2 separate regions of the Homo sapiens genome follow, and region 2 is linked to region 1. A link is a loop called in an ENCODE intact Hi-C map of the cell type or tissue named here. Cell type or tissue: chondrocyte. All regions are shown on one strand. Region 1 has its middle 510 kb from the start of LINC02955. Region 2 overlaps LINC02955 (long intergenic non-protein coding RNA 2955).

Region 1 (2,500 bases):
ATGGGGATTTCGTTATGTTCCTCAGGCTGGTCTTGAGCACTTCAGCTCAAGCGATCTTCCTGCCTCAGTCTCTTGAGTAGCTGGGGTTATAGGTGAGTGTCAATGCACCTGGCATTGTCTATTAATTTCATTTTTATATATCATTCTACTAGATTGCAACCTTCCTGAGGTTAGGGACTCCATAATTGGATCTTAATAAATATTTTAAAGAAGGAATAAGATGTATTGAAAAGACAATGGATGGGAAAGTGAAGTGTGGCCAAAATGAACAGAGAAAGCATTTCAATGAAGGGAAAGAACAGATCCTATAACTAGAAGCTGAGATTTGTGTTCTAAAGTGACATAGTGTCCTGATCTGAGCATCAATAGGCACAGGAGCTACTCAGCTTCTTCACTGACTGACCATACCATTGTGTAAGTAGATTTTCAAAGAGGATTGGAACATTGGGAAGAAGTGGTAATCAGTGATTTGGTGGTTCTCAAGAAAACTAAAACATCATATTTTAAACTGGATAAGTGAGCCAAGCTGAGAGAGCGAGAGGCTGCTCTTTGGGTCTGGAATCTGGTGCTGGTTGTTCGATTTGTGGTGAGATGGAGTGTTCTGGCAGATAGGGGGCTTAGCACAGCAGAGGGGAGATAAGAGAATTTGTGACTCAGTGCTGTTTGTGCTTTGCTAGTCCCCGGCTCTTCTTCAAGCCCCAGATTTACTTAGCCTTCAGGAGACTGGAGCACCGAACACTTGAATAATAAAAATGTATTTAAATAAAAAAAGCTTATGAAAACATTTTGTAATATTTTTCAATCACTATATGTGAAAAGTAATGTAGCAGATACAATATGGAGTTTAGATTAAAACTCAAGTTTGAATCCACTTGATCTATCAATTACTGGCTTGGAGACTTTAAACAATTATTTCATTTATCTTAAGAGAGTTCCTCCATCTGTAACATAAGGATACTGATAATGGAGCTGTTGTAAAGGTATAAGACATTGTGAACATATTTTTCCAACTCTAAAATTGTAAACACATTTTAATAATTACTACATCTTTTAACACAGAAATTGATGTTCTTGAAGAGTTCAGCTCAGTTGACCACCACATATTATAATTCAGTTTTTAAGGATGTGGGTTCTGATGTCAGGCTAGCTGGATCAGAAGCCTTAACTTTCCAGTGCCTCAAACTTTTTATCTCTAAAATGGGTATAAAGATAGGGTGTACTTCACATGATTGTCTTGAATATGAAATAATATAGTCCGTATCAAACCCTTAACACAGTGTCTAGAACACAGTAGGAGGCCCATCCATGTTCACAGGTATTTATTACTTTTATTAGCATTAGTTTTACAGGTATTAGTTTTACTTTCTGTTCACTATGGGATGTCCCTTGAGACTTCTTTTGCTCAAGTCCAGGTGCATTTACACGTGATGACCACTAGATGGCAGATGCACCATTTTTATTGCTCAGATTGGTACCCAGCAGCACTTTGTCCTTGGACTCTTCCTGGCATTCAAGGATCTTGGAGAACCCCAGAAACAGCACCTTGAGTGAAGTAATCAGATTATTTTTTTCTAGGAATAAGTCATTTGTAAGTGACGTCTATTAATATGCTTTGTGTTGTAATCATTCAGGATAACAGTTAAAAGAAAAAGGAAAAAAATATATATATATCAATAGGTTATACTTTCTCTTCTAACAATCTCCAAAAGGAAGGTAGGTGAAGGAGCATTTTCTTCTGAGAGTTTATGATGTGTATTCAATGTTAGAACTGATCTGTGGGTTTGAGGAAGAGAGAAAGATACTGAGCTAGACAATATGGAGTTTCTATCTTCATGCAGCTTACAGTCTAGGAAAAGAGAAACATAAAATGATATAATATGATATGATGTAACACATGATGATAATGATATGACAAAGGGATAATGCTGTCAATGATAACACAACATGGTCAATTCTGGTGCTGAACTAGTAACTGGTTACCGTGAGAGCTCGATTAACTCTGGGAGTTAGGGAAATGTTCACAAGAAGGTAACATTGGAGTTGGGCCTTGGAAGTGATGAAGGTAGTAGAAAATAAATAGGGAGAAGTAGTCTTCTAGTTCCCCATACCCCAAATGCACATATAAAGGCTTGAAGTTGTGAACGACCGTGGTGCATTTAGGGGAACAAGAGGAATGCCTGGGCTACGTCACGCAAAGCCTCAAATGATACAGAAGGACTAGCAGACAGTCTTAAAAGACGGAAGTTACAAGATCCAAATGAGTTGTTGGAAAATTACTTTGAGAAAATGGCTAAAGTTTTTGGAGGCATGAGACCTAAATTAATGCTAATCCATTTTGTCACAACCATGTCTTTATCTCCTCCTACTTCCCCCATCCTCGGTTTTGGAAATAGGTATTGGTAGATACCAAATAGCTCTTTGCCAAACATTCTGTTTTGAACCTAGAGTTAAGTCCTCCAACAGCCAGCTAAACTGCAGACAAATTTGCCCTACGAGTCCA
Region 2 (2,500 bases), 350 kb before region 1:
TAATGCACGGCTTTCAAAGTAGCCTAAAATAGAGTATATAGAATTTCACAAAATTTGCAAGGTGGTTTCAAATACCATTCTCACCATTTTATAGTTTGGTAGAGTGGAATGGTGCAGATTATGATTTTAGGTGAGTTTCTCCAGTTGTCTTCTAGTAACAATCAAGTTATAAAGAGATACCATTCTGTCTCCTAGAAATTTCAGCTTGATGCCAGCACTAGAGCGTGTATTCATGTTCCTTTTAAGGTGTATAAAATTGGAACGCTAATTTTCATCCCTGACCTGTACTCTATTAATTTCTCATGTAAAGTGCCGATCACAGTGCCAGATACAAGAGCAGGTACATCATAAACTCTAGTTTCATTTCTCCTTGCTTCACTTTCAGGTACTCTAAATACCAAAAGACTCTGAAAAGAATGCACATCTTAGCCTCCTTAGCTCCCTAGAAAATCATATCCAGCATGAGTTCAGATCAGGTGATATTCTGGAAAGCTTGGAAAGCCTCAGATTTGTCCGTTACTTGGAGCATTAAAAAATCCTAGCATGTTCCAGGGTGGGACTCTTGCCAAGACCATGTGCCTGAGAGGTTGCCAGTGCACAGTAGGATGTTTCTCAGCTTTTGAATGTGTTAATGACCATGGAATGCTATTGTGTAGATCAGCCTGAAAGTACTGTTTAAGAAAGCAAGATCACAAACGATGCATTTAAGTAAGTCATTTCTTTGCACTATATTGGTTATTCATAAGTTGCATCAAATTGAAGATACAAGTTCACAAAAAGTAAATTGATCCTAGATTTTAATCGAATGCAGGCTAAGTAAATGCTTATCTTGGAACTATATTTCTATTTCTTTATGAGAATATTAGAGTTAAAAGTTTGTTACTTTAATATAGTATAGTTGATTTAGTAGTAAAGATTTGGAAAAAATTAAGTCCCCAAATATAACAAGTACTAATATATTTAAAATATAGAAGAAGATTTTTTTTTTTAAAAAAAGGTGTGGCTAGCTGAGTAGTTTTTGAATTACGTTAAGCACACGTTGCCAATGTTTATTAGTAAAAGTTCAAACCTGTGACATATTTGTTGGCTCAAATACAAATACACAAAACTTCAACTCAAATATATTTTCTTGCACGACAAAAATCTGACTAATGAAGCAACAACAAACATCTTTTGGGAAAGAAGGAAAATCGAGTTAAGAAAAGATGGGGAAATATTTTTTATTGTCCACTAGATGTCAGTACTGAACTGGCAAAACATCTGTGCCATGGTGCTCTTAGACAACATGCTATTAATTTATAATAAAAGGTATCTGACAGCTTTATTCTGATGAATTATGGGAATCCAAAGCATAATTCCCAGCCTTTGGTTTATAAATTGTCATTGATTTTAATGTTCTTTGTAAAGTTGTGGCATGCAACAAATTTTCCTGCCAAGAGCTGTTAAATAAATAGTCATCCTTTGCTCTGAGTAGTACATTGAACTTGTTAGACTGATGAGCAGAACCAATTGATGGTTATCCATAAACCATTTATGACAGATGCACAGCAGCAATTCAAACAATTATTGAATGCATTCATTATGTATTTTTAAAAAAATCTCAAGTGAACCAAAAGGAATATCACAGGTAATAGACCGTAGCAATGCCACACAATTCTTTATGAGCTACTTCCTGATTGACAGGTGACTAGAATTGTTGTAGGATTTTCTGAGGGCTCATCAAACCTCACTGGAATTATTTGGTTTTCTCTATTGTGCGATTTGGCATCCCAAAAGTATATTGCATGCCTTTTCTAAAGAAAGATGGTTATTGTAAAGACAGAAGCTTTTGTTCATGTAAAGATCTCTTACAAACTGGCATGAGAACAAAAGAAAGCTTATGCCTGAGATATAATTTCAGTGCATTTGGAGATTCAGTTTATGTATATGGGAATGTGAAATTTGGAGGTCTATGATGACCAGTAAGTACTTAATCACTTTAAGCAAAGGTTCTATCTCCTAGAAAAATTCTCCACTGGCCTTATGCTGTTGTATTTGATTTCACTCTCTGAAAACACTTAACATCCTTGGCGGTTTTCAGAAGGACCCTCGTTTGCCTTTGTTCTTTGTTTGAAACTGTCCCGCATGTTCTGTTGCTATGTCAGGGACCACCTCTCCTCCCCAGAAGTGGCTTTCAGGGATGTAGCCTCCAGTCTGTTGTTTGTACAATGTTTTAAGACTTCTTTGGGATCAAAGTAAAGTGACCTAAGCATGTAAAATTCTGTTAATGGTGCTATTTGTAAAAGTACACCAGCAGACTACCTTTAGGCACGGTTAAGTAGTGAAACAGTACATTAAAGACTGAGGAGCTGACTCTAATGTTCTATCCTTGATTTCCTTTTTTAAAATCTATTGCTCTAAATGTTGTGATATGCCAGGAGTGCACAAGCTGGACATGTCTCCCCAGTTTCTCTTTGAAAAGGATAAGTCCATGGGCTGAGGACCTCTGATCATACTCTGA

The links. A loop is a pair of places that touch in the nucleus more often than their neighbours do. Peaks named below come from ENCODE experiments on the same cell type or tissue, not always from the same donor. Only the 100,000 strongest peaks of a DNase experiment are listed, where the experiment ranks them.
Region 2: a loop joins it to region 1, with 3 times the contacts of the local background. A loop is called at or near these places in 12 of 110 quality-filtered maps.

Annotation. Positions count from the first base shown.
Region 1 is chr12:23,203,945-23,206,444 of GRCh38, forward strand. No RefSeq gene overlaps it. Among named protein-coding and RNA genes, the nearest start is that of LINC02955, 510 kb to the left of the region's middle. In chondrocyte, a CTCF peak has its summit at 1,421 (motif pointing right); no DNase peak of the experiment used is centred here.
Region 2 is chr12:22,855,058-22,857,557 of GRCh38, forward strand. The region is part of intron 1 of LINC02955 (long intergenic non-protein coding RNA 2955); the gene reads left to right. Among named protein-coding and RNA genes, the nearest start is that of LINC02955, 160 kb to the left of the region's middle. In chondrocyte, CTCF peaks have their summits at 1,236 (motif pointing right) and 1,440; no DNase peak of the experiment used is centred here.